Regions from separate parts of the Homo sapiens genome. Here regions 1, 3, 4, 5 and 6 are each linked to region 2. The links are chromatin loops, found by intact Hi-C in ENCODE. Cell type or tissue: MCF 10A. All regions are shown on one strand.

Region 1 (5,000 bases), 430 kb after region 2:
TGTGAGAGACTCTAAGCCAGATCCACCCAGCTAAGCCACAACTGGATTCCTAATATTCAGAACCATGTGAAAGAACAAATGTCTGTTGTTTTCAGCTGCTAAGTTTCAGGATCATTTGTTACACAGCAATAGATAACTAATGCAATAAACCATGAAGTACCTCTTTAGCATGTTAAAGAGTGCAGGCCAGGCACGGTGGCTCATGCCTATAATCCCTGCACTTTGGGAGGCCAAGACAGGTGGATCACGAGGTCAGGAGTTCGAGACCAGTGTTGCCAATACGGCGAAACCCCGTCTCTACTAAAAATACAAAAAAAAAAAAAATTAGCCAGGCATGGTGGCATGCCCCTGTAGTTCCAGATACTGAAGAGGCTGAGGCAGAAGAATCGCTTGAACCTGGGAGGCAGAGGTTGCAGTGAGCCGAGATCACGCCACTGCACTCCAGCCTGGGTGACAGAGCAAGACTCTGTCTCAAAAAAAAAAAAAAAATGTGCGGGCCCTTGTTAACTTTTTTCCATGAGGAAAAAACAGGATATGGCAGTTAGTATCACTTCAGAAAACAGAGCGAAGCTCCTGGAAGTTCTGGGGGAAGTGGCAAGCCTATTGTGAATACAGAGTTAACAGTAGGGCCCCTTCATTTGTTCCCTGCAGTTCGTCATCATCCATCAATCTAGGTAGAATCCAGGTACCATGGGCTCAAACAAGTTACAATAAAATATGTCTTTCAAAAGTTTAATATCTTTTAGTGGTTTTTAAAACTTACTTTAGTAGTTAATCATAAGACCCTAAGTTATAGTATTGAAATTTAAGCAAACAAAAGGATAGACTGTTGCAGTTGTTCTACACACATTGGTGTGTGGGAAAGGACTGCTAGCTAGGGGTAATGCCTGCAGATCCCTCAAGGCAGAGGGAGTACACCTGTAGCACCTAAAAGGAAGGGCACCAAGCGACTCAGTAGAATGGCACTCTCTCACCTCACTAAGGGTTGTCACTTGCAAAGCCTGGAGCTGAATGTCTGGATTTTAAGGAAAAACTTTAACAGCTTGGCATCATAACAGCTATGAATCCTTGAGGAATCTTCCACTTACTGAAGAGAAAGAGAGACCTTGAGGAGATAGCTCACTTTCAAACTGATCCCTTATTAAGTCTTATTAACTCAGATGTTAGAATATTCTTCAGCACCCCGCACCTTTTCGCAGGACTTTAGGCTCATTTTTCTGCCTTAGCGTTCACTTTGAAAATGAACTATCTCCTCAAGGTCTCTGTTTCTTTTCAGTAAGTGGGAGATTCCTGGGAGTTGAACAATGAGAACACATGGACACAGGGAGGGGAACATCACACACCGGGGCCTGTCGGGGGGTGGGGGGCTAGGGGAGGGATAGCATTAGGAGAAATACCTAATGTAGATGATGGGTTGACGGGTGCAGCAAACCACCGTGGCACGTGTATACCTATGTAACAAACCTGCACGTTCTGCACATGTATCCTGCCCCCCTCCAAAAAAAGGGAACCAGATTTATATGTGTTAACAAAGACACATTTCAAAATATGTACTTTTTAATATAAAATCAAACTGTATAACTATAAGAAAAAACTAAACCTATCTGTAAATCAAGTTGAATTCAGCTGTTTTGTGCAGAAAGTAAATTCCCTTACCTGTGACTAACGATTAAAAATCCTAATCACCGTGAACTTTGAAACATGCACTAGAAATTTTATCATAATGGAAGATTTTTATTAAACATTTGTATTAAATGTTTCTATTTTTATTAAATATTTCTACCTAAGAGTAAAATTAGTTTTCACTGGGGAGAAGAGCACCATAGGTATAAAGATACTCAAGACGCGTATATAAATCTTCTGACGCCAATAGTTCTGTTCAAACCCTCACTTCCAGGTCAAAAAGAAAACCACGGCCTTGATAAAGACCCCACTGGAAGACTTTTATAATAAATTAGCCAATGTATGGGGTATACTGCCTTCATTCCCAAATTCTTCTGTTTGGAAAAATAAATTCTATAACACTTCACTCATATGAGAAAGGAAATGGATGTGACAATTGTACAATTTTGAGAAATAGAAGCTCTTAAGAGTAGCTTTTTAGATATCCATTGAAATCATACCCAATTTTTAGGTCACATTTTTTTTCTGGCTCTGTCTCCTTTTCAAGTAAGAGTGATTGGGTTGAAGATGTGGCTTTGCAGAGTTTGACTGAAGCAAACCTGCTGTTTCTTTAGTCATGTGCCTATCCCGATCACCACCTTTCCCAGATCCTTATGCCTAAGGTGAGAACTCACATGGCCAGTGAAATTACAAGCTATAGTGGACCACTGGCGTTTCTACAACAGTCTCTGAGCAGAACCCTAGGGTCCTCAGCAAAGCAAGGTATCTCCTTAGCAGTGGTGGCTTTGAGAGGACAGGTCCCAGAGCATAGCAGACCAGACAAGGAAAGAGAAACAGGTCAAGCTTCTGCTGAAATGCTTGTGTTTATTTTTTCCTTAGAGGCTCAAGATTTTTAGTTTTCCATAATTAACCACGATACCGCTCCTCAAAGACGGAAAATGCCTAGGGAAATTGTACTTAGAAGGAAAAATCTGTAATGAATAAAATTTATTTTACATGGTAGATTACTGGGAAGCAAGAAAGTAAAAGGTACCGTTACTTCCGAGTTACAAGGAACGCAAAGATGTAGCACGTGACCTGTCCAGGGACATGCAGTGGTGCCTGTGCATGGTTTTCCAACTTGCAAGCCTAATGTTGTGATAGGTACAGTTGCTAAACAGTCTCTCGTGTTAACTGCTGACGTTCCAAATGAAGGCGGATGCAGGAAGGAATCAACCACGTTCTGCAGTGATCTCTGGCGGACATCTGCTGTCACTGCACCTCAATTATTCATGCGTACACTGGAGTGTACCAAGGGAAGAAGCATTCTGTGAAGACCAGAACTGGACGACGCCTTAAGATATGATCGAGTGTGAACCCCTCATTTTACAGAAGGAGAAAAATCAACTCTAGAAGAATGGGATGCTTCAGGGATGATTTAAAACCTTAAATAGCTTAGGTCTCTTTACCTCTTCAGGTGGCAAACTATCAAATAACAATAGGTGTACAGCTTCTACCTTAGGGACTTAACTATTTCCTCTAATCCTGCAAGGTGGATATTATTATTATTTTATTCCCCCAAATAAATTCACCTGGGTATAACAGTGAATAGGAATCTTTCTTCTACCCGGTCTCTCTCTGTCCCTTTTTTCTTTTCCCATTTATCTTTTCTCTGTACTTCTCAGGCATGCTAGAGGTATAAATGGCTATGCTGCTCAATCCATGTGACCAGATATTGGAAGGTGAGATCACTAGGCTCTGCTTCCCTGTAAGTGGTCTTTCCTGACATGGTGGCAAAGATGGCCTCTGGCAGTTTCAGATCTTTCTACCACTTTCATAAGCATAGTGGAGAAGAAAGCATTTTTCCTGAGCAATCCCCAGAGTCCTGCATAAGACTCTCCTAGTTCAGGCCTGGGCCATGTGACCACTCAGAATCAAGGCATGGGTCACCCTGTCTGGACCACATGGCTCCCCAACTGTATGCTGAGCAGGCGAATAAAAAATTACCTACTACATTCTGAGAAGTATAAAGGTGACTTCCACTCTGTTCTCCTAGGTGTTTTCAGGTCAAAATCCCTTCACGCTACAATTTAAAATTCCTCGGCCTTGGTGCCACCCTTCCAAGGAGGATCAGGTGTGCTCAACCATATCAGATAGCATCAAGGGCTAGAGAAAAAAATGGGCCAGGTATCTAAACCTTAAAGAATAACCAAGCAAAAATATTCATATAAATTAAAGTTTATATTTCTCACAGTACCTCTGAATCCACCAAATGGTCCGGATGTGGAGAAAGCTGGCTGGAGGGTCATAGGAAACAAGTGACATCATCACTAGTAGAAAACCTTTAGGCTGGTTCACACAAGAGACTTTTTCTCCTTTTCCACTCTGTGCCAAGTGTACTCTGTGAAAAGCAGTCACTAGCCCTTCAAGCCAAAACTCCAGCCACACACTGGCCTAAACACTGAAGAAATAAGGCAAACTCTGGCGAAGGACACAGACAAGGACACCTATTTTTAACATAGAGGCATGGAGGGTCACAAGAGCCTAGAAGAGGATGGGGTCGTGTCTGTCTAGAGATGACATCAACAAACATTTTCTCTAAAAGGCTGGATAGTAAATATTTTAGCCTTCAAGTGCCATATGGTCTCTGTCACTACTCAACTCTGTTGTAGTGAAAAAGCAGCCATAGACAATATGTAAACAAATGAGCATGGCTGTGTTTCAATAAAAGTTTGTCTGCAAAAACAGGTGATGGATCAGTTTTGGTTGATGAGCTGTGATTTGCAAACCTCTAGCCTAAGGGTGAGTTTATTTTACATTTGTGTTTCATATACGAAGACATTTTTGGATCTTTGACATATTATGACTCTTCATTTAAGCCATTCTATAATTATGGGGAGTAGACTTACTGCATGTAAGTTCTATTGTTTCCTGCAATATTTTCAAAAGAATGCCTCCCTCTGGCTGCCACAACTTCATTTATAACATGACTTTGCAATGTTGTGTTTACATGTTCCTGTCTATTGTGTGCCCCTTGAGGGAAGGCTGCATGCCTCACTCACGTTGTCTTGCACAGTGTCTGACCACTGCTCAAAAAAATGTTTCATGAATGAATAGATGGATGGATAAATGAATAAATCCTAGTCAAGCCTCATGAGATCATGAGATGAGGTCATCTGTTATAAACTTACAAAATTTTATTCAAAGCTAAACTAAAAATCATGGTCACTTTTAGGAAAACGTGCATTGTCCTAAAAAAACAAAGCCTGTAAATTGCCAAAACCATCCCATTTTACTAAGAGAAGGTGAGATATAAGAATGATATTTTTGTCTTTGGAGATAGAAGATATTTCGCTATCACAAAACTCCCAAACAGCTTTAAGCACCAACTGGAAAGT
Region 2 (5,000 bases):
TAGAGTCCTATACTTTGTTGTAAGAGCATCTCCTGTCTCTGCTCAGTCTTCCACTCTCTGTTATTAGATGACTATTTCACTTACTGGTAATGATTTGATATTTTGAGGTATCAATTGATTTGGCAACTATTCGTAAACCATGTAGAAAATGCAAGCATGAAAATAGTAATTTCTCACTTTTTAAAATTATGCATGCTCCACTTCTCATATGTACATAAATACAATTATGTCATATTAACTAAATTTTGGTAGGCAATCCATTTCCAAACAGATTGAATAGTAGAATATAGTAGTAAAAAGAAATTTTTGATATTTCAAGAAAATTCCTGAATTGTAGTCCTCATAGTATGCTTCTAGTTTCTGAAATATAACAGAAGTCCCAAGTTGGCTGAGAATTAGGGATCTTTTATATTTTATCTAAAATGAGCATGCTCCTGCCAAATTAATACAATCATCTTATATGAAAAACACTGCACCCAATAATCTCTTTAAATTACTTTCAGAAAAATAATTACCCTTATATAGAAATGTAAAGAGCATGCAACTCATCAGACTACCTTAATATCACGTTGGCTGTGAAAATGTGTGTTGAATTGCATAGAGTGCGGCTATGCATCATAAAACTTGCTTTTGTGAAAAATTTACCACCCTCCCACAATTATTAGGCGTTTTAAATGAACAAAAGATATCTAACTTTCCTCTATAAAATTAAAATAATATAGTCCAGAGCACAGATAAATACACAATTACATGACACATTCTCTTTTAAACAATTTAAATATCAACATGCAAAGTCGTTTCACCTACCTGAAGTGGTTTGTCTCTAAGAAAAATGCAAACAAGGCTGTCAAAATGTTCACTAGCTGCCGGTTCATTCCTGTTTCTGTGTTGCTTGTGGAAAATATCCCGAAATGATTCCAGAAAGATGCTAGGACAAAGTGTCTGTTTATTGTCCAGATTCAAAATTTGGCAGGAACCTAGTTTCCTTGAAAATCAAAAAGAGATTTGGTTTTGTACAGTTTGCTGAGAAAAAAGAAAAAGTGCCAGTCCTGGGCATCATGGTCAGGTCAAACCGAGGCTTGGGACCATCAGTTAACCCAGAAAGACAAAGCCTCAGAACTGATGAATCCCCCAGCTGCTTTTCCTGAATAATAAAAATGCTGCTACCTTAATCGCATCACCATGCAAAGGGAGTTGGTGACAATGCCATGCTAGATAGCTGTGGCTTTTGTTTTATATCTTTTCTGTTTAGCAAAGCCCTTTTTCTAGAAAATGTTTTCTTTTAAAAAGAAGTTGTAAATGAGAGAGAAGAAAGGACTCTGCGCGCTGGAGTGGGTGGGGGGAAGAGGGAAAAATTGCTGAGATCCTGTGCTGGAATGAGGGCTATAGAATGAGACGGAGACGTGATCTTACCCAGCCTATAAATTTCAGCACTCGGACAGCTCCAAGCTCTGAAGTGCGCATGTTTCCTTTTTCAGTTGCTTGGGGCGGGGGTCGGGGAAAAGCATTCAAGAGGGGACGTGCCTGCTGTTCGAAGGCAAAGAGTGACTGGCCGTTCAGCGAGGGGATACTGAAGGGGGTACGATGACAGCAAGAGGAGAAGAGAGGTCGGGAGACGGAGAGGGTGAGGGAAGTGGGGTCTGAGCTCCTGGAAATGCTAGGCTGTCGGTGGGTGGGCGGGACGGGAATTTGAAGCAGAAAAGGGAAGGGAATAAGGTTTAATCGTGGGAAAACGAAATTGGGGGAAACAGAGAACAGGATTCAGAGTACTGAAATTATAATAAGGGTGTGGACAGTTCACTCTTTGTCAGTGCAAGCCGGAGGCAAAGAGGAGTCCTGTGCCGAAGAGAAGGGAACATTTCCTTGGCACAGAGAAGCCCGCGTGCAGAAGAAGGTTCATGAAGATCGATAATTTAATTTAGAAGTCCTTTATGCCTTCCTCGCCTTTTTAATGTTTTCATTTGATTTTAGCCGCCTAGTCCCAAAGGATCTCTCTACCTCTGTACTAGGGAAAGCCCCTTCCAACTGAGCTTTCTTCAGTGGCTCAAAATCCTTGGGCATCCGCAAGTCACAGATTTGTAGAAAAGGAAATGAGACAATGGGCCGGCAGGGGGCAGTAGCAATCTTTTCTTGCCATGGTTAAAGGTTAGAGCAGGGCTCCATGTTAGAAATGGAGCAAGGAAAAGTGCAACTGGGAGTTTAGTTCATCTGCCCATTCCAGATGTTAATCACTAGGAACAGTCATGTAATAAAGTGCATATGCTATTCTCCTAAATTGGCTAAAGGGACTGAAAATAGTGGAAGTTCATAAATCTGTACAAAAGTCTGACGAGTAACCCTGCTATTTCAAATCAAAATTACAAATATTATTATTAATAAAAAAGAGGAAGGGTAGATAGTCCAATGCGGATAATTAGCAGCTTCTGGGAAGGGGGAATGAAAAATGCATGTCCTACCATAAGCTAGGAGAGTAACCTACTTTTTGTGGAATATTCCTTGTTAGTCACCTATGTGCTTTACTGGAGGTCTTAATTTTAAAACAAAATAATATGATTAATTTTTACTCCGTAAATGACTAACTTTGGATCAGTTTAAATATCATAGTAGAGTAACAATGAATTCTATGTTTTTAAGAAGTAGATTCAGAGAAAAAAGATGGCAAGTTCTTTTTACCTTTTAATGTTAATATAAATCACCAGAGGATCTTATTGAAATGCAGATTATGATCCAGTAGGTCTGGGGTGGGGCCTGAGATTCTGCATTTCTAAGAAGTTCCTAGCTGAAGTTGATGCTGCTTGTCCACAGTTCACACTTTGAGTAGCAAGAGTCTATATGCCCTTTCATAAGATGTCTATCCCAGTAAGACAGTGAAAATACAGGAATCTCTTTTTAGATGAAATGCAGTAGTGCCCAAGCATTCTATTTACATACAAAATCAATTCTTCAAATATGTTTTCTTAACTTTCAAAGCCTAGAGAAAATGATTCAATTTAAAAGAAAAACAGTATGGTGTAGTGTGAGACATCCCTGGACTGCAGCTTCAAATCTGTTCACTTCCAAATTCATCCACATGGAAACTCTAGACCTGATTTTATCCCTGCTGTCCTGACCCAAAAAAATATATAAAATCAATTCCTGGAAATATTTCTTCAATTGGTTCTACATGGAAAAATAGCACAGATTTTTTTGTGTTCAAGATTCTTTCCAAAAGAAAATTAGGTATAAAGATAGAAGAAAATTATTTCTCTCAAATTTAAGGTTGTAACGATGCTTAAATAATATAGTCTTTGTAAATCATTTCTCTTTTTTTTTTTTTCCCGAGATGGAGTCTCACTCTGTCACCGGGCTGGAGTGCAGTGGCGTCATCTCAGCTCACTGCAACCTCCACCTCCCGGGTTCAAGCGATTCTCCTGTCTCAGCCTCCTGAGTAGCTGGGACTACAATCACATGCCACCATACCCAGCTAATTTTTGTATTTTTAATAGAGACAGGGTTTCACCATGTTGGCCAGAATGGTCTTGATCTCTTGACCTTGTGATTCGCCCACCTCAGCCTCCCATAGTGCTGGGATTACAGGCGTGAGCCACCGCGCCCAGCCGAATCATTTCTTTTAACAAGAGTTGTGTTATTAACCAGGAATAGGATGAGTAAGGAAATCTGTGACAAAGGAGACTCAGGCCAGCAGCATGAAATCACAGCATTATATTATTGTAGAGTTGTAAGGGACATTAGAGAGGATCTAGTTTAGCCTCCTCATTTGATTTCTCAGCTCTCCTAAATTTGGATTCCAGCCCTATCAATCCACAGAAACAGCTCTCACTAAGTCTGCCAGTGAATTTCTTGTAACTAAGTCCAAAAGACATTTTTCTGTTCTCATCTTACTTGACATTTCCATGGTACCTAATGTCATTGGCCTTTTCTTCCTCCTGGAAACACTTCCCTCTATTGACCCTGTGACACAGTGCACTCCTGGATTACCTCCTATTCTGTCTTCTTGGCAGGCATATCCTCCTCTACCTGGCCTATAAAAGTTGGATTTCCTAAAGGCTATATTCTAGGCTGTCTCCTCTTCTTGCAGTACACTCGCTTAGAAAATATTATGGTAATATAATTTCCATTATCATTTTATGTACATGACACAGAAATGTATATTTCTACCCAGACCTATACATCCAACTGCTTTCTAAACAATTCCTAATGTATGTCTCAAAAGCTGCTTAAACTCTTCATGTCAAAACCGAACTTCTGATAATTCCTCCAACTCCTACTCCTATTCTACTGTGTCTATTTCATTGTTACCAACCAAAGGCCAAGGCATCATCTCCATCATCCACTATATCTAGTTCTTCACCAAGCCCTATTGATTTTTTTCTCCTAAATCTTCTCACTTCCCTCCATCTCAACCTCCATGACCCCAGTTGAGATATCTTTATCTCTTGCCTGTACTGCTGCAGCCATCCTCTTACTAATCTACCTGAACCAACAGCTGGTCTTCTACTACCTCATCCTGTATGCTGAAACCAGAGTGATTTGTTCAGAATCAGAATCTGATTATGTCACAGCCCCTGGTTAATACTATGGTTCTCCATTGATATTTGTGTAGAACAAGGAAACTACTCAATGACCTAAAGGTTCCACATGGTTTGGCCCATGCCTACATTGTTCCTCATCTCATCCACTAATCATCTCATTTCTTCCCCTGTAGCCATATTGGTCTTTTTTCTTACTCCCTAATGCTTACCGTATTGTTCATGAAGTATATCATGTCCCCCATCTTTGTCTGGTTAACACCAGCCTATTTTTCAAATCTCTGGAAGGCCTTTCCTGACCTGCATTACTCTAACAATTCTATTACAGGCCTTCATAGTGCTCTCCAACTCTGACTCAAGGAGCTCGTCATCATTGTATGTATACATGTGTATGACTGTTTGCTTATGTAGCAAGCTTTGCAATGGACAGAGACAGTACATGCTTTGGTCCACCATTATATCCCCATACAT
Region 3 (5,000 bases), 610 kb before region 2:
ATTTCATATTGTTTTATTTTACCTTCACAACACACCTTAAAGCAGGTTGTATTATCCCCACTTTACGGATGAGGCACACTTTAGGCTGTCAGCTTGGCTGTACATGTCTTGAGAATGGTCACTATTTTCTCCCCTCTAGTGTGGGACACTAGATTTATTGAATAAATGCCTGGATGGCCTGAGGCTACTTTACTATGTAAAGGAGATGAGCAGATTGGTTGGATGGTTGGTACTTCTTATCTTTACTTGATTTGGCTATAACTTAATCCCAACATCAGCCTCAAGACAAATTGCCTGCAAAATACTAGCTGATTTGGTTATACTATTTATCCTTTTTGTGCATATATATGTATAAAGATATGTCAATTTATTGCTAATTTAAAATAACACCAAATTAAAATTAGCATGGGATGTGGATGTTTAAGGATCAATAAGTTAATACTTTTGAGAGATTTAGAGTCCGTCAGCTCACATGTTTGGGGGGAGCTTACACACTACAGTTATTGCTAGAACACTAAACAGGATATCTTGGTGAGAGAGAGAGAGAGAAAGAATGAAATTTGTATCCAAATAAATCATAATCATATTTTTATCTAAAAACATTTCTACTTCTGTCCAAGAAAGATAGACAATTCAATTCTTTTGCAAATGACTTGCTACAGTCCCCTGATCACAATAAAATTTAACTCCTAACTACATATTCCCAACATATGGACCACAAGCCAAATTAATTCCCGACTACTAGCCCACTGGAAGGGAAATGCCTAGATGACTTCAAAGTGCTTATAACTGCATGAAGACCAGGGCCACTTTGTACGTGGCTATGGAAACGGGCAGTAGTGTTGGTGTCCTTAAAATCAAGTCCACTCACTTGGCCAAAATGATCATGTGCCAAATTATCAAGGAACATTGTATGAGTGATATGAGGAGATCTTCAGATGCATGCCCCTTTGACTTGTGATTGAATGGTTAGGGCCAGAAGTGGATAGATTCTGACTTTTTGAGTGGTCAGCACTATCGCCATTATTTTTTGGGGAAAATTCTTCTATGAGAAAATGCTAGGAGTATGTCCAAACAGAAGCCTTTTGTATTCATAGCTAGTTGCATCCGTAACCACCAGACAAGAGGTAAAAACTGATAAAAGCTACAGCCTTGGGGATATAACTCTGTCCCTGAGGTCTCCTCAGAGCCTCAGCTTTATACAAAATTTCTATTCCACTCTCAGGCAGCTGTTCAAAGTACAAGAATCTATTTCCCTGATGGGCAAGGAATCTCAGGATAGAAAACATATTCAGAACAAGATTACAGAATTGTACTTTTTCTTCAGTAAAAAAACCATTTTTTTTTCTTGCTTCTACAGAACATCCACAGCTGAGTCCAAATACATTTCAGTCAGATGTCCTTAAGAAAACAAGGTCTTTGGGGCTGATCTCAGACACACTGCAAAGCTCTGTTTGAGACTTTCTTTCCCATTCCTGTTGTCTCAGCCTGTTGCTTCATCTTCCAGAATCCTTTAAAGTTACCTTTTCTTTGGATTTACTACGAGGTTCAGTGCCACCAGGTGGTTCTTCCCAATTCTTCATGTTAGTCAAATTCCTGGTTTGACTTTGCCACTTAAGGACTTAGCTCTGTTCCTGAATCTTGGTCTGAGTTAATCTTGATCTGAGTTAAGTCCTGGATGGCAGAAGATGGAATGAAGGGGTGGAAGGGGCAGAAGATTAAACAGAATATCAATTAGAAGCTGTGTTTGTGGTGCTTATATTTTCAAGTAAGAGAAAATCCCAACCCAAACTCCCAATAAAAAGGGGACTTACTAGTTATCATAACTTCACATTAGTAATAGATAATTTTCAAAACAATTCCACATGTATTATTTCACTTTATTATAAAATACTCCTCTTTGCAAAATTGTTTATCACCGCACTTCAACTGAAAAAGTGCAATTCCAAAGGTGTGTTGCCAAGGGTTACGTGGCCACTAGGTGGCGAGATGAGATTCAGATTGAGGCTTCGGAACTGGTGCTCTACTATACCTCGCCACTACCAGGATTGTTTTAAATGAGAGTTGGAAGTGGGAAACAAAAAGAAGAAAATGCAGAATAAGAAGGCAGTGAGGGGGGAGACTCTGGCTCATTTCAATTAAGGACAAATTGTATAGATTTATGTTTTTTTAAAAATGGGGAGAAATTACTGAGAGCAAGAATGGGGAGAGTGTGGTAGGGAGCTGGCTTCCTAGAGAAGGCTGGGGAATGGGGCTGGTGTTGGGGTGGGAGTCAGCAACTAAAGGCCAAATCCACCTCTTCATGGTCTGACCTTCCAATGATACAAACCCTGCACATACAATGCGTTCCTTATATTTTGGCTTCTATTTGCTTATGTTGAAACAGGTCTTTATGAACTTATACCATACAAAGATGTGGTCTCATGTTTGTCAAAACAATTATCCAAGGTCACACAGACCATTTGCAGATATTTCAACTCAAGAGCTCTGTCCTCACCTGTCACAGTAGGGACACTTTCATTCAGAAGGAGGGAAACCAAGTGAGAAAGGGCAGAAAGGAGTCACCTTTATATTGAATTGCTTAAAATGAGTTCAGCTAGTCTCCTGAACTTTGCCAGTGCTGCCTTCATAGCTGACAACAGCTTTCTTTTGATTTGAAGTTTTGCTTTCCTTGTAAGATCTTTAAAAACACACACACACACACCAAAAACCCTTTCCTCCAAGAGTTTTCATTAATTCAGGATGAGTTAGTCCTTATGCTTCTGTTTTTCTGCCTGTGACATGGTTTGTGGTCAGCTGCTAGATTAAATAGTGAAGGCTCACTCTGAAGATCTCAATTGGAGCCACAAAGAAGTTACTGAAAGAAAGAGAAACAGAAAGAACTGAAGAGTCGTTGTGTAATCACCCACATAAAACAACTTGGCTCTAGGTGACTGGTGTGGCGTATTTGATTAAAACCCTTTTCAAAATGACCTTTTCTCCACCCGCGTGTACTATGCATCTTTCAAAGTCTGAGCTAGGAGGCTTGATAAGAAAGGGCAAGCCTTGACAGGGCTTCTGGGGTGTGATTCACTTGATAAACTTGCAGACCCTGGTGCAGGGCTTGGAGGTGAAAGTGGGAAAGATAAAGCAGAAAATGCAGAATAGTTAGGTAGTGAGGGAGGAGACCTCCCTCTTCAGGGCTGACTGCGCTGACCTTTGGGAGCACTCTCTTTTTTGACTTCCTTCCAGTTGCGTGTGTGTATGCGTGCATGGGGAAGTGTAGAGGACATCTTCTTAATCTCTACCTTGTGCTCAGATGATACAAGCTAGTAATTCAGGGGCATCGCACATACACACAAACTGTAACTCAAGCTTGAAAGGAATCAACTCAAGACAGAAACAATATTTCAGAGATCCTAGCATATACATTCACTTGAATACACATGTATTCTCCCATCCTCATATTTCCATGTAGACCTTAGCATAGACATCTTTACTCATTTTTTAATGTATTTGCAATGTGGGTTTGACAGAGATGAGTATTTCAAAAGTATTACCTGGGATGTAGTTTTATATACTTGTCTCACTGAAATATAGAAATCTAATCAGTAGAAAAACTATACAAGGATGATAGGCCCCTATATACTATGATTTAAGGGGCTTTTAGAAAAAGATTTCCAGATTTTTTTTGAAATTACATCCAGTCAGAAGACTATAGCATTTTTTCTGTTAGTGGTTGCCAGCTTAGTTTCCACATTTTAAAATGAGGCTACTGAGAACTACAGTGACTGAAAAGCTTTCATTGCAGCAAAAACATATTAATATGATCCCGTATCTGTGCCTAACGCTGGGACTTGTATTGCTGTAGCAAACTGGTTTTGTCATTTAGAGTCATTTTTTCAAATTTCACAAGGAGAAGATTATCACATACAGGTACTAAACGATAAAAAAAAAAAAAGCTCTGCCCTTTGGCTTCTTTAAGTGGAGCTTTTTATTTATTTATTTTTATTTTTTGAGATGGAATTGCCCTCTTGTTGCCCAGGCTGGAGTGCAGTGGCATGATGTTGTCTCACTGCAACCTCCGCCTCTGAGGTTCAAGTGATTCTCCTGCCTCAGCCTCCCAAGAGGCTGGGATTACAGGTGCTTGCCACCACACCTGGCTAATTTTTGCATTTTTAGTAGAGACAGGGTTTCTCCATGTGAGCCAGGCTGGTCTCGAACTCCTGACCTCAGGTGACCCACCCCACCTTGGCCTCCCAAAGTGCTGGGATTACAGGCGTAAGCCACCATGCCCGGCCTAAGTGGAGCTTTTTAGGTTGTGATTCCTTTCCAATTAATTTCTATAAAAGGCCTTTTGAGACCCAGAGCAGAGGTGGAAGAGAAGAGGTCTCACTGAGAGGTCCCATGGGGCACAGATCAGGACCACATCTCATCTTTTATGTCTGCAGTCTCCAGGATGACCCAGTTCTTGGAAGACTTCATTTGGCGCTCTATTATTTAAGGAAGGGAGGGCACTACCATGGGAAGATTCTTATGTTTTCTCCTATTTTTGTGTGTTTCATTTTGTTTCTCAGCTACCATTTTGATTTCTCTAAGTACTGATCGCTAGTCTTCCCTTCTTCCACCTTCTGGGTTCCCCATCCCCAGCTTCTATAATAGTGTATCACAATAATGCTTCATACCAAACCACCCCAAAAGTCAATACCTTTAAGCAACAGTCATTTGTTCTAGTGCTCACAATTCTGTGGTTTGGGTGCAACTAGACTGGGCTAGGCTGGTATCCAGGCTCCAGGTTCCAGGCTTTAGGTTCCAGATCTCAAGATCTAGGCTCTAGGTTGAATCCAGTTTTGTTTGACATGTGTCGTATCTTCCCTGGACCAGTGGCTACCCAGAGCATGGGTGAACCCCACATGTCCCATTCAGATACCCAGGATCAAGAAACAGTAACTGTGTGGGGCATATCCTTCTTGTGGCAATGCACCAGACTGCAAAAGGACAAACTCAATAGAGCAAACACA
Region 4 (5,000 bases), 710 kb before region 2:
TAGCTAGTTCACTTTTCACTTATGAATTGAAGCATTGGAATAGCTCTGAATACAGGATGTAAAAACAAACACGACTTCACATACTCTTAGGATTCACTGTGAGCTCATTATTTTTGAGTACCTTAATTTGCTCAAGTTATAAAATAAAAATGTTTGCATCTAGAAATATGCCCTTATTTTTAAAGATAAAAGAACACCATTAAACATAAATTTTATTTGTATTATTGGAATTTTTGTATAGCTGTGTAATTCCCAAGTTAGCTTATTTAAGCCTCCATTAGTGAGGCTAAGCTTTAAATTTCTTTCACTCTGTTCTAAATTAAAAACCTAACAAGCTTATTTCAATTAGCTACCGGAAAAGAGAGAACATAGCCTAAAAATGCCTTCTACAAAAAAACCCCAGAAAATGGTCTTAAATAGTTCAATATTATTTCCTTATAACAATGTTCTATCTTGGATGCTTTTTTTTTTTAAAAAAAAGGAGTCTTAGATCAATAGCACCATTGTATGACTTGTCTTATGATCTTTCTCCAGGGCCCCCTTCTTTGATGCAGTTATGCCGCCTTAGAATTCGGAAGTGTTTTGGAATCCAGCAGCATCATAAGATAACCAAACTCGTCCTCCCAGAGGATCTGAAACAGTTTCTCCTACATCTTTAAATGCATCTAGGGAATGGATTCACAAACGATGTGAAAACATTATTGAGTGTTGTAGCCACTAGAATTTTAAAATCAAGTTGGATTTATAGAGTTTGACTAGTTTTTTCGATTAGATTTGTATTTGTTATAAACTTGTTTATGGAGTTTGACTAATTTTTTCTATTCAATTTGTATTTGTTAAACTCAAGCCAGGGTTGAAAGACACTGCATACGTTTGTATTATTAGTTAGAAGGCATGAAGACTTTTTTCCCTGCATGGAGAGTGTCATAAGTTATTGTTTTGCATATCTACTGCATGCCAAGCACTTTCTGCATCATCTAATTTAGCCCTCACAGCCACTGGGTCAAGATGTCCAATTTTCCAGAGTAAGGATAGAGGAGTCAAATTCAAATACAGGTTTTCTGACATTAACTTATGTGATGACTTGATCGAGGCAGGCTTTTCCAGCATCACTGTCCTGGTTCCATCTCTGCTATATGGGAATGAAAATAAAGAAACATATTTCTTGGCTTGTCTAATTTGTTTTAAGCTTCCCTGTTGTTACAACAAAACCACTACTGTCCTAGCATAGTGTGGGCGCCAGTTCTTTTTTTCAACCAAAACACTATACATATTAAGCATATTCTAGAACCTTGCTGCTTAATACAGTAGCAACTAGTTCAGTGGTTCTCCACTGGGGTTAATTTTGTTACCCAGTGATGTTTAACAATAACTGGAGACATTTTGTTTGTGACAACTGAGGAGGGGTGCTACAGGCATGTAGTGGGTAGAGGTCTGGAATGCTGCAAAGCCTCTTACAATGTACAGGACAGCCCCACCGCAAAGAACTTTCCAGTCCAAACTGTTAATACTGTAGTGCCCAGGTTGAGAAACCCTGCTGTAGCCATGTGCCTATTTAGAAGTGTAAATTAATTAAAATTAGGTAAAATTAAAAATCCAGTTTCTCAGTGTCATTAGCCACATTTCAGGTATAAAATATGCACAAATGGCTAGTGGCTACTGTATTGAACAGTGCAGGTACAGATTATTGCAGAAGAAAGTTCCATTGCCCCATTGAACAGATTTCTATTGGACTGTGCTCTTTGGAGGCTCGAGGAATGGATTTTTAACTGCCTTTCAGTTTCAGATTTACAGGAACACTGGTATAATTTAGTAATGATGGCTGTAGTTTCAGTTATCTCTCTGAGAGATGAATTTGGGGCTCCATTGCATCAATCGAAAGAAAATTGTAACTCCTTAAGTCAAATCCTTACCTGTAAGATTACATATGGTCTAGATGATCTCTAAATCTATTTCCAATATAATTTTTCTGTAATTTTTAATTTGCTATATGAAAGACTCCAGAATATTAGTCTAAAATGCACAGCTAGTTTCCCAGCAGATGGCACTGTTGTCACAGTCACTTAAGCGAAAGGTTTGCTCCTCATAAATGACCCATCATAAAATGGTTTACAACATAAGCTCTGGAAATTTCCATTCAAGAATGAAAACTTTGTAGTGATAGATTCCACTGACACCGGGTTTCCTTCTTTTCCTATGTACACAATAATCCAAATGTGACTTTACAGAACGTTACCTCTCCTACTTCTTTTTAACAGAACTTTACCTCCTACTTTTAAAAAAATTGATCTGATCATATTTACATGTACTGCTTAGGATTTACGCCGTTAATTAACATCAACATCCTGCCACTAGGTAATTCATTTAGTTCATTTACTTAGAAAATATGTGATGAATTCCCATGTCTTTATCAGGCACTATTCTAGGCACCAGGGTGGTAAGGAATGTGACAGGTAAAGATACTTGATTTCTTGGATGTTACGCTCTGGTCAGAGTCATCCGCTAAGGGGTGAGGAGCTGTAGACGTTTTGCTATGGTTTTCTTTCTGAAAGCACCAGTTTAGAAAATAGCATGGTTTCTCATATAAAATGTATCAGACCCTTGCTTATGTTAATCTTCCTTCAGTCAAATCCACCGAGTTTAACCCAGAACTGTAACAATTATTAGAACAGCATTTTTTTCTTCTTAGATAGTCCAGGCAGTTAATCAATTTGCAAGTCCATATAATAGATGGTCATCCCTACAGATGGGAAAAATACCGTTACCACTTCACTCATAGCAATTTAGGAAAATTTCAAATGACCTCACTTAGCCATGCTCAAAAAGAATATTATATTTAAATAATCTGTTATGAGTCTAGATGTGGTTATATTTATAAGTGGCATATACCTTTGAGTGCTTTATCATTCCAACCTGGTACAACCTCATAAATTCTATCATCAAAGCTGGTTAAGTGGCATTGAATAGACCTTACCTTTATGAATGATGGACATAAACTCATGAACCCATCTTTTTTAAATGATCATTTTGTCTGTTTTTAGATTGCAAACGACACATATTTATTGTCAACCAATCTCATTGTCATTGTACTACATATTCCTTGCTTTTATTCAGTACACATGCTGGCTACTTGGTGCCCATTGCTAGCACAATTCATGTTACAATGAAAGAGGAAGGCAAGAGGAAGGGACCAGGAAAGGATGGCTTATTTCTTCAGGGTTTATAATGGGGCTAATTGACATGGGCTGATACTCCGTGTACCAGGTCGCAGTGGCCAGCCATTAAGCAGACATTAGGGGCTCAGAAATGAGGGTCTAAGATGGGCTCAGCTGTCTACTCTGGAGCATGAGGTTTCAGCCTTCATAATATGATAAAAGCCCAGCATTAGGGCTTCAGCCTCAGACCAAGCCAGCATCAAAACCAACTGAATAATAGCTCCCATTCTAGATGGCTTGCTGAAAGCTAGGCATGATGCATTAGTGATTTATAAACCTTCCCTCAAACCCTCACAGTTCTTATCCCGATTTTATGGATGGGGGTGCAGAGGGGTTAAGGAACTTAACAAAGTCAGTAGGTGGTGAAGCCGGAGTTTAATGCCCAAGCCAGGGCTGTTAATCAGTACACACTCCACCTTCTCTTTTCTTCAATGAATCCCAGAGTACTGGTCACTGGGTCCTAAAAACACCCTGCTTAATTTCCTGGTAGGTCTGGGAAAGGAGGTGGAGCCCAGTCTGTAGGTCAGAGGTCCCAGTGTGATACCGGGAGGCTGTGCCAGGTTTAGGCCTGGACATCACAGAGCCCTTTCCCTTATCACATGAACCAGCCTGGGAGGTCCCAAACTTGCTGTCTCCTGAGGCAAATGGGTCAGCCTTGTTCTGCCAGTGATGCTGGTGAGCACAGAATGACGACCCCTTCCCATAAGACCAAAGCTAACATGGCAAATGAACTTTTTTCTGAACTGGTATTATTTTGGAATGACTTAGTGACAAAGTCTTTCCCTGTAATGTGGGAGGGTGGAGGAGAAGCTTCCTGGGCTTTGGACAAAATTGGCTGCTTATTTCCTAATTGTGTATTTCTTTTCTTTCCTCTGTAATGGTTTTCTATTGCGTGTAACAAATGATCACAAACTTAAGTGGCTTAAAATAACACCAATTGATTGTCTCGTAATTTCTGTAGGTCAGAATTTCAGGGATGGGGTGGCTGCATTCTCGGCTTTGGGGGTCTCACATGGCTGCAATCAAGGTGTTGGCTAGGGCAATGGTTTTCATCTGGGGCTCAGAGGTCTTCTGAGCTCATTGGTTGTTGGCAGAATTCAGTTCCTTGCAATTGTAGGCTGAGGTCTCTCTTTTCCTGCTAGTTGTCAGCCGAGATTGCTCTCATCGTCTGAAGACCAGCGACAGTTTTTTGACATGTGACCCTTTCCACAGGATATTCTTGATGTCGATGTGCACTTTCTTCCAGGCCAGGTGGAGTGCATCTCCCTGACTTCCTACCTTGTGACCAGCTGGCTGGCGGCAAGAGCTCTGCTTCTAAAGGGCTCACCTGATTAGGACAGGCCCACCCTGTAATTTGGGACCTTAATTGTATCTTCAAAATCACTTCAAAGCACCACCCAGGATAGTGTTTGATTGAATAACTGGCAAAAGAAGTATGTACACCAGAGGCTTAGAATCTTGGGGGCATCTTAGAATTCTGCCCACCAAACCTGTTAATACCTAATAGCCATCAGTTCTGTGTTGATTTATCTGAAGTACAATACATAATATCATAATTATGATTCTTTTTTTTTTTGACACAGCATCTCACTCTGTCACCCAGGCTGGAGTGCATTGGCGCCAGCTCAGCTCACTGCAACCTCTGCCTCCCGGGTTCGAGCAATTCTCCTGCCTCAGCCTCCCAAGTAGCTGGGACTACAGGCGCAGGCCACCACGCCTGGCTAATTTTTGTACTTTTAGTAGAGACGGGGTTTCACCATGTTGGCCAGGCTGGTCTCGAACTTC
Region 5 (5,000 bases), 170 kb before region 2:
TGGGTGAAAATCGTTAATGATAATGTATTGTATATTTCAAAATATCTAGAAGAGATGATTTGGTGAAGAAATAAGTGTTTCATATGATTGATACAGTAATTATCCTGATTTGATCATAATACAATGTATAAAACCTTAAAACCTCACATTGTACCCCATAAATATATACAACTATTATGTGTCAATTAAAAACAAAATAGAAGAAAAATAAGTAAAAGGCAACTTGTCATTAGGTGGCCCACATGCCATAACCATGTTCTCAAGCAGCCACAATTTCTATTTAGTAGCTGAACAAAAAGAAGTCAGGGCTATCTGGGTAACTGGAAACATTTGAAATTAGGTACAATGCCAGAAGTAAGGCATGGTGCAGCCAGATATAAAATGAAAGTGGGAGATAAATGCAGGTGAGGCTGCATTGTAGAGAAGTTGTTATAACTTCACATGGTGCACATATTTCTTATTGGAGCAGAGGCGATAACATTAAAACAGAGTTTTATTGCATAGACCTGGGGCATCAGCTTCTAATAGACTGGGGTTGGCCAGTTCTGTCAGGGAAGATCTGGGCGTGATTGTTTCTGAGAAACTCTGTTTTGATAAAATTGACAGTGGCTGCTTTACAAAACCTAGAAAAGATAATCAAAGCAAATACACCTAGTTGCACATTGCCCGGCCACTCCTTGAAAGTGACCCCATTTGATAACTTGATTGCTCAGTAAATACCAGACACTCTTCCCATGCATGTAAATGTAATCTCAGGTGTTCTCTCAATAAATACCTTCCCTGAATAAAGCTTAATGCCATTGTCTTTTTGGGAGATGATCTGCTCTTGTTTTTTGTTATACCTTCTAAAATATCAACCTGTATGTTATTTCAGAGGTCAGTTTCTCAGTAGGAAATTAAAGAGATGACATATTGCCTTGGGAATATTTACTTTTTTTTTTTTTTTTTTTTTTTTTTTTGAGATAGATAGAGTCTCACTCTGTCGCCCAGGCTGGAGTACAGTGGCGTGATCTCAGCTCACTGCAATCTCCACCTCCCGGGTTCAAGTGATTCTCCTGCCTCAGCCTCATGAGTTCCTGGGACCACAGGTGCATGCCACCATGCCTGGCTGATTTTTGTATTTTTAGTAGAGACAGGGTTTCACATGTTGGCCAGGCTGGTCTCAAACTCTTGCCCTCAGGTGATCCACCCACCTCGGCCTCCCAAAGTGCTGGGATTACAAGTGTGAGCCACCGCTCCCGGCCAAAATATTGAACATTTTTAAATAATTAAAAAAAAATTAACTCAGGCCACAATGCATTTCTGTGAAAATTAATTTAGTAGTTCATGACTAGGTGGGCCCCAAACTAGGGGAAAACAAGTGAGGCCTCAGGGGCAAAATCTGAGGGGGTACCCAAAACTCCAGTACTCAAATGATATTTAATGCAATGTTTGAAAATATCATTATTAATACAAAAAATCCATGGTGAACAAAACATTAAATAAAAAATAAAACAGGATCTGACCCTGTACTTGTGTGACTCACTTGCCTCACCCTATTTGCTTCACCTTGCCTCACCCTATTTTCTTTTTGCATTAGTTTCCTCATCTGTAAATTGAGATAAGAACAGTATCTTCATTGTTATTAGTTAATTTACTCAATTTAATCCAAACAAGGACAATTTTGATAGTGGCAAGTGGCACTGACAGACATTACAACTCTATAATGTTGACAATTGCAAAGTAAAAAAAAGTTTTATCAAACAATAAAACGTAGTTAAAACGGATTTATATCATACAAAAATGAAAAAAATCACTCAATTATGAGCATTCAGATGCTCAACAGCAAGACTGCTCAGTTTTTCTTTCCTTTTTATGTGTACAGAACCTGTGATTTTCCATGTTTCCCACTGACCCTATGAAGTGATAGCCCGGTGGCTTCATGGATTTTGCATGCCATGCCATGCCATGCCATAGAACAAGGCTGGTATCCCAAGTGACCAGTAGGGGCAGCAGTGACCCATCACTGATAGAGAGCAACATCTGTCCCCAGCCTCTGGTGTCCAATTGCACTTCATTTTATAAGCAAGCTCCCCTCCCGCAAGCTATCCTGGAAAGGGAGTGTTAGTTATGACACTGCATCTGGAACATATGAAGAAAAGATGCCTGGATAGTAGTGATTATTATTATTTTTTCGATTTCACCATGTGTTAAGGTGAGAACTCGTTCACTGCACATGCATACCCCTATACCGGAGGATCACCCTATGACAGAATCCAGGTCTATAAAGTGGAGGTCAACCAAACCCGTTTCCACTTATTTTAATGCAACTATTAATAAAAAACATTTTGTTTAAAATGAGTAATCCAGGACAAATTCTAAATCACACAAGGTATTGGAAAAATAGGCCTAAATCAAGACTTTCCCAGGTAAACTGGGCTGTATGATTGCATTACTCACACAGTTGTAGTGGTGATTAAATGAATTACTATATGTAAAGTATCTAGAAGAGTACCTGGCATATAGTAAGCCCTCAATAAATGTTAGCTCTTGTTATCATTTTTTTTTTTCTAACCATGGTTCAGACTTTTTTAAAAAGCTGAAAAATGCTGCCTTTCCTAAGGGACAAATAATTGGAAATATTTCTTGCCTATTTTTTCAAAATTCAACCATCGGTGATAATTAGGAAACTTGACCACAAAGCTTAAGCATGATTTGATTTGCTCTTCAACTCCCCCCAAGACTTAACTTTGGTAATAAAACATTATGTTCTGAATAGCCATACACAAACTTAAGAACATCTCCATGTCAAACATGCAAACTTGCATTTCTCAATAAACATAGCAGGGATTGTAACTGCCAACTGGCATCTCTAAAACATCTTTTAATCTAAGGTATCCTTTTTGCTCCCCACTGCAATGCCCAAACCATATCTTTTTCCTCCTTCCTCAAACCCAGATCCTTTGGCGTCTCTGAAGCTCAGGTCATTAGACTTCACTACTGATTTTCCTTATCACTGCTGTTACCTATCTGTGCTGTTACCCTTTATTAGTTGTACTCCTTTATTAGTTGATGACTTTAGCATCCATTTCCCTGTCAACCCAACACTCATACTAATGTCATCTTTATTGGGGGATCTTCAATATTCATATGGATAATAGACCCCATCCTCGGCCTTCCAATTCCTGGACTGCCTTGCTGTCAATAATTTTTTCTCAACCCAACCTTAGTCACACATGCTTATTTATGATCATAACCTTATCTTTGTCTTTACTTCCTGTGAAATCTTAATTTTGAGTCTCTCTCTTTCTCTCTCTTGAATACAGTGTCTCTTCCGTGTTTTCCCCTCTCTATCCACCTTAGAATTTCTGGTTCATCACTGCAACTACTGCCATGCAACCTCCCTTAACTTCACTTCCGTCCCTCCCTCCCTCCCTCCCTCGCACTCTCCCTCCATCCCATTCTCCCTCCCTCCCACTCTCCCTCCCTTCTTCTCCTTTCTTGGTTTCTTTCTTCCTTCCTTCTTCCCTTCTACATTCTCTTCTTTCAACTCCTCTATTGTCTTCTCTTTGTCTTCCACTCACTTTCCTGCTCATTTGGCAAAACTTCAATTGTAGTTAAACCGAAGTACCTGTTATCTCAGTACCTGAATCTGATCCTGGAAGCTTGCTGGGGGGAAACACATACCTCCTGATTGTTCACACTTTAAAGTCATAACCACAGTTCTCATATGGGCACTCCCACTGCCTCTGCCTCAGCATTCTGCCCCATTACTCTTCTTGGAGGAATGGCTTTTTTACCCTCCCAAACTACTATTTAATACTTGATCCTTCTTCCTCAAACCTATGTTTCTTTTTTCCACCATACTCTTAGCTGATAGCCTCAGAATTCATGGACATGATAGGAGCTATTAGTTAGGAGCTCCTACATCCTATCATAATTGGACATACCAATTGGCTAGCAACCATAGTCATTCTCCCATTTTGTTTGTACAATGGTGAAGCACACAGACTCTGGGAACACAGTATCTCACTTCAGACCCACTACACCACTTCTTGGCTCATGAGAATGAGCAAGCTATTTAACCTCTTTGTGCTTCAGTATCTCCATCTATGAACTGGCAATAATTTAAGTCATTATTAAAATGGGTGAAATAGTTGTCTCCATGTAATGCCAACCCTGACCCTTTGCTTTGAATTTTATTTTTTCTCACCTTCTTAAGACATTTGTTCTTGAAATTATGCCCTCCTTTCACTGCAATGTGAATACCTCCCTTTTCCTTTGCCAAATGCATTCTTTTATCTTCCATTTTGGAAAAAATATATCCCCCCATGAGCACACATTTTATTCCATACCATCTTCTATGTTCCCCTGCACAGTAAAGGCAATTGCAAGTGATATCTAAGGTTTGTCACCATTTCCTTTGTTCCTTTTTCTGCCCAATCCACTCTAGATAGGCTTTCTAAATGATGGAATGCTCCATTCTCAGAGCTTTTTTTTTTGTTTCTGTTATCTCAATGTGTAATCTCACTTAGTTTTGTGGATTTAAAACAGTATCTGTTTGCTGGTCACTGCCAAATATACATTTCCAGATTTTATCCCTTTCTTGAACATATATTTCTATCTAATTACTTGCCAACTCTATCGAGATGTCTCATGGGCATCTGAACTTAAGAGCATAAAAATGTGACTCAAGTTCCACTCCAAATCTGCGCTTGTCACAATAGTCCCCATCTTAATAAATGGTAACACTACTTACCCAGTTGCTTAAGCCAAAAATCTGTGAGTCATATTCAATTCATCTTCTCATCTCTTCACATAAAATGCATCAGCATGACCTATTGGTTTTACCTCCAAAGCATAACCACTAGAATGTAAGTTTCATCAAAAGGCTGCATTTTTTTCTGTCCTGTGAAGCAACGTATTCTAAGGATTTACACAGTGCCTGGCACATAGTAAGAAGTAAATAAATTTTTGTGGAACAAATGAAAGAATCCTGAACCTAACCACTTTCCTTCATT
Region 6 (5,000 bases), 490 kb after region 2:
TGCTTCTTTCTCAACTGGAGGTAAATTTGTCCCAGGATGAAGTCTATGAATGGAATGGATGAAGTGTCATGGAAACAGAATGGAGCAAATCCAAGTGTGGGTTTTTTTTTTATAACTATTGATTTCTTGACTCTGCTTTCAGTTTCCATTGATTTGTTGGTGTTAACTGGATTTATGACTACTATGCTTTGTTTCTGTGAGTCAGTATTCTATTTTCCCTGAAGCAACATGTCTGTTGTACACAGGCCATCTCCCTGAGACCTCAACGCATCCAGAAAACAGCCAAGAGCTGAGAAGTAAGCAAAATATCTCTGAACAACCAAAACAGGTATCACCATGTCTCCACTGTCCAAACACTTACATAAGATGGAACACCTTTTGGAGCTCTCTGCACATAATTCTAGTCAATTCGTTTGTGTGATTTTCCTAACAAGGCATGTTAGAAGCAGCAAATTTGTTGGCAGGTTAGGAAGGATAGGTTGCCAAAGGCTGGAACACTGACAATCATTAAAATGACACCTGATAGACTAAAAGTGAGAAAAAGAACAAACAACAAAAAAAGAAAACATGTAAAAATAAGAACCAAGGAATCAAAACTCAAAAGAGATTTGATCATGCCATGTAGAGGCAAATAACCCTATATTTGTATTGCTCATTGCATTCTAGTGTGGGAGAGAAATTGACATTCATCATGGTAAGCCTGAGATATAAAGACAAGAATAAAATGTGCTCAGGAAACTGTTGGAGAAGACAGGAAAGTACACAATAGATTTTAGAAAGATTTCTAGTCAAAATGGTTTTGTTGTTGTTGTTTTTGTGTTTAGAGGAGTAAACATCAGTTAATGGGGAAAAGAAGATTCATAAGTCATTTAAATAGGCCACTTCTTTCCTAACAGACTGGACAAATTGGGCATTACTGTATTTCAAACAAAGCACGAAAAATCTCTTTAGAAGTGTCTCATTCTACAAATATACTATAACCGCAATAATGTGATTTAGGAGGGAAAGAGAGAGACACACACACAAAGACTGCTACTAACTCCTGGACAGGTTAGAAGTTATTACCATTCCATCTTTCTTGCCATTGTTCCCCAACCACATATATTCTCAACTTTTACATAGCTATTAGCATAATATATGATTTATTTTGCTTTGACTTGACTTATCATTCATCACATACTTTCCATGTGCCTATATAATATTCATAATTTTCATTTTGATGGCTGCCTAATAGTCCATGTTCCTAAATTGCTTTCAATTTTACCAATTATCAATAAACAATACTGCAATAAACACCTTCACATATACAGCTATTCTGTCCTTGTGTAGTTTTGGATTACTATCAAACAATAAATTCACCAAAGTGAAATTAGAAATATATCTAAATTAAGAAATGTATTTGAACAGTGACTTGCTTTACGAGGTTGTGGTGAAAATGAGGTTGTAATACCAGTCAAAGCCCTCCTCCCCAGATTAGCAGAAATTTAACTCCTCACTTGACTCTCCCCCACTTCCCTGAATTGCCCAAGAACCCAGAGATTCATTCAGTCAAACTCTTAGCAGAGGGAAAACTAGAGAATCTGACCACCGTCCAGTGGACACTTCTTGACGCCTGCTGTTGCTTCAGTTACTCAGTTACTCCTGTCCTATGGCACATGCATCTAATGAGTGGATATCATGGCTCTTAAACCATGAACTCACAACACCCATGTGTGAAGAGGGCCCCGTGGGCATCATTGTTCCTCTACTAACAGATGAAGATAGGCAGGCTCTGAGAAGTAGTGACACAACCAGGAAGGGACAAAGACAGACCTTCCATCCCTCGGACAGGGATTCATCCATTTCACCGTGCAAGCTCATCATGTACAAGATCCATGCCAAGAAAAATCTGACAGTATACAGGGACAGGACCTGATTTTTTTTCTTAATGTAGAAGGGTGATTCTGCACAGTATATGTAGTTGTGCTTCTATGTCAATGACCCATAAAATATCTTGTGAGGACAGAAAACATAACATACGTAAAATTATGCTCTAAAAAAGCCTTACACATTGTTGGCCTCAAATTATTTTAGCCAGTTGAAATGAAAATTATTTAGAGATTAATTTTAACCTAATTCGGATTTTGTTGAAGATGTAGTAACTTTAAAAACAATGTGAAAGAATAGAGCTGGAAACGCAGTAGTGAAATATCATCTAAAAACAATACACTATTGAATTTTAGATGTATAGAGTCATTTACATGTGACTGACATGTGTCACTACAGCCTATGACTGAGAGATTAATGCACTTCCTTTTAAAAGCATTTCTCCAATACTTTGTACAATTGTGCCCTCTGCCGGATGCACATGGGTATTATTTTACAGGGCTATACATAGGAAACAATGCTTTATAATCACATCTTTTTAAAGTAAAACTTTTCAATACTTGAATTCTGTGTATATTTCAGCAATTAGTTGGTTCTATCCCACACAAACTTCCTAATCCTCTTTTTAAATTACTGATAATCTCATTTACAGAAATCAAAACATTGTTAAAGATTAGCTCAGTACTGTTTAGTGCTGTCAGCTGAGTAAATTGTTACTTCTCAAAAAAGAACTCATAACTAAATATAAATATGGATAAATCTCTTGAAAGTTTCTCATATCTCAATAAAATGCATAATGAAACCATTTATTATCATATTTAAGTTTACAAATATCCACCCAATTATTGTCTCATTTCGTTTCATTATTTAAAAATATTTATTCCCATGTAGCATACTGGATTTCAATGATACACAACAAAATAATATGTGGTCTCAATTCTCAAGAATTTTATTATTAAATGGAAAATGGTGAGAAGTAAATGAACAACTGCAGAGTAGCACATGCCATGAACACTGGGATGTTCCAGATTCCCCTTCAATGAGGAACTTGCGGCTCCAGTCACAGAGAGCCTCCTTACGCAATGTCACACCCCTTTTCAGGAGCCCACATCCAATGACTGATCCATGCTGGAGAAAAAAGTGCCCACCATATCAGCCCAACTTTCTACAACTCAGAAGGGCCATTCTGGCTCCCTAAATCCCCTGGGGTTTACCACAGTTGTTAGGCACACATTCAAGCTCAGCCCTTCTCTCTACCCCAGTGGTTTTCAACTGAGGGCAATTTGCTATCCCCTCCTTCCCCACCACCAGCATATTTTGCAATGTCTGAAAACACTTTTGGTCATCACAACTGAAGGGGAGGGAGGTGTGTATGTGTGCTACTGGCATCTAGTGGGTAGAGCCCAGGGATACTGCTATGCATCCCATAGTGCACAGGACAGCCCCACAACAAAGTGTTACACCTAGTCTGAAATGTCTCTATGCCACAGTTGAAAAACCCTGTTCTATCCAATCTCGTGCTTTCCTTTCCCTTTCATAGGTGTTGGTCTGAGGTCATTCTTTTTTTTGGGGGGGGGTGTTTTGGTTTTGTTTTTCAACTTTTGTTTTAGATTTGGGGGTACACACGCAGGTTTGTTACAAATGTGTATTGCATGATGCTGAGGTTTGCAGTACAATTGAAACCATCACCCAGGAAGTGAGCATAGTACCTAACAGGTAGTATTTCAATCCTTTCTTCCCTCCATGTCTCCCTCCTCTTGTATTCCCTGGTGTCTATTGTTCCCATCTTTATGTCCATGTGTGTCCAATGTTTAGCTCTCACTTATAAGTGAGAACATGTGATATTTGGTTTTCCATTCCTGCATTAGTTCACTTAGGATAATCACCTCCATCTGCATCCATGTTTCTGCAAAGGACATAATTTCATTATTTGTTATGGCTGTGTAGTATTCCATGGCGCATATGTACCACATTTTCTTTATCCAATCCACCATTGATGGGCACTTGGGCTAATTCCATTTCTTTGCTATTGTGAATAGCACTGCAATGAACATACAGGTGCATGTGTCTTTTTGGTAGAATTTCTTTTCCTTTGAGTATATACCCAGTAATGGGATTGCTGGGTCGAACAGTAGTTCAACTCTCACTTCTTTGAGAAATCTCCAAACTGCTTTCCACGGTGGATGACCTAATTTACAGTCCCACAAGTAGTGTATAAGCATTCACTATTTTTTTTTTTTTTTTTTTTTTTTTTTTGGCGGCGGGGAGACGGATTCTCGCTCTGTCTCCCAGGCTGGAGTGCAGTGGCGCGATCTCGGCTCACTGCAACCTCTGCCTCCCGGGTTCAAGCGATTCTCCTGCTTCAGCCTCCTGAGTAGCTGGAACTACAGGCACGCACCACCACGCCCGGCTAATTTTTGCATTTTTAGTAGAGACGGGGTTTCACCATGTTGGCCAGGCTGGTCTCCAACTCCCAACCTCAGGTGATACGGCCGCCTCAGCCTCCCAAAGCACTTTCGCAGGCCCACCAGCATCTGTTTTTTGCCAAGGTCATTCTTTACCGAACATCCTGCACCCTAAACTCCATCAAAGAGTTGGCTTTCTGGGAAACAGTTACGATAGTATCCATAAGAAACCATTTGGTCTTATACGTGTGTATAAGAGAGACAAAGTAGTATGTATGTATATAAATTTATTAGTATGAACAAAACTAGGAGGACATACGCTAAATATAAAGAGTGGTTATTTCATTTTTTAAATGTTTTGTTTTTAATTATTGTGGGAATATAATAGGTGTATGTATTTATGGGATACATGAAATGTTTTGATATAGGCATGCAATGTAATTATCACATAATGAAAGATAGGGTATCCATCCTCTCAAGCATTTATCTTTTGTGTTACAATCCAATTATCCTCTTTTAATTTAAAATGCACAATTAAATTATTATGAATTATAGTCACCCTGTTGTGCTATCAAATACTAGGCCTTATTCATTCACTTTATTTTTTGTGCCCATTAACCACCCCCATCTCCCCATCACCCCCCACTATGCTTCCTAGCCTCTTGTAATCATCCTTCTACTTTCTATCTCCATGGGTTCAATTATTTTGATGTTTAGATCCCACAAATA

What was found. Peaks named below come from ENCODE experiments on the same cell type or tissue, not always from the same donor. Only the 100,000 strongest peaks of a DNase experiment are listed, where the experiment ranks them.
Region 1: a loop joins it to region 2, with 12 times the contacts of the local background. A loop is called at or near these places in 24 of 110 quality-filtered maps.
Region 3: a loop joins it to region 2, with 9 times the contacts of the local background. A loop is called at or near these places in 5 of 110 quality-filtered maps.
Region 4: it touches region 2 in a loop (20-fold over the local background); 4 of 110 quality-filtered maps call a loop at or near these places.
Region 5: a loop joins it to region 2, with 5 times the contacts of the local background. A loop is called at or near these places in 3 of 110 quality-filtered maps.
Region 6: it touches region 2 in a loop (11-fold over the local background); 18 of 110 quality-filtered maps call a loop at or near these places.

Annotation. Positions count from the first base shown.
Region 1 is chrX:14,093,710-14,098,709 of GRCh38, reverse strand. No RefSeq gene overlaps it. Among named protein-coding and RNA genes, the nearest start is that of GEMIN8, 66 kb to the right of the region's middle. In MCF 10A, a CTCF peak has its summit at 2,852; a DNase peak (open chromatin) is centred at 2,839.
Region 2 is chrX:14,525,933-14,530,932 of GRCh38, reverse strand. It overlaps GLRA2 (glycine receptor alpha 2), which reads right to left and starts at 1,397. Exons shown (of 9, transcript NM_002063.4): 1 at 808-1,397. The coding sequence starts at 875. In MCF 10A, a CTCF peak has its summit at 2,086 (motif pointing right); a DNase peak (open chromatin) is centred at 2,092.
Region 3 is chrX:15,140,491-15,145,490 of GRCh38, reverse strand. No RefSeq gene overlaps it. Among named protein-coding and RNA genes, the nearest start is that of ASB9, 130 kb to the left of the region's middle. In MCF 10A, CTCF peaks have their summits at 1,787 and 1,986 (motif pointing right); a DNase peak (open chromatin) is centred at 1,980.
Region 4 is chrX:15,240,165-15,245,164 of GRCh38, reverse strand. ASB9 (ankyrin repeat and SOCS box containing 9) reads left to right here. Exons shown (of 7, transcript NM_001031739.3): 7 at 535-1,178. The coding sequence ends at 659. Among named protein-coding and RNA genes, the nearest start is that of ASB9, 27 kb to the left of the region's middle. In MCF 10A, a CTCF peak has its summit at 2,034 (motif pointing right); a DNase peak (open chromatin) is centred at 2,064.
Region 5 is chrX:14,694,641-14,699,640 of GRCh38, reverse strand. The region is part of intron 8 of GLRA2 (glycine receptor alpha 2); the gene reads right to left. It also overlaps a transcript of FANCB not described here. Among named protein-coding and RNA genes, the nearest start is that of GLRA2, 170 kb to the right of the region's middle. In MCF 10A, a CTCF peak has its summit at 1,967 (motif pointing right); a DNase peak (open chromatin) is centred at 1,990.
Region 6 is chrX:14,036,851-14,041,850 of GRCh38, reverse strand. No RefSeq gene overlaps it. Among named protein-coding and RNA genes, the nearest start is that of GEMIN8, 9.5 kb to the right of the region's middle. In MCF 10A, a CTCF peak has its summit at 2,342 (motif pointing left); a DNase peak (open chromatin) is centred at 2,330.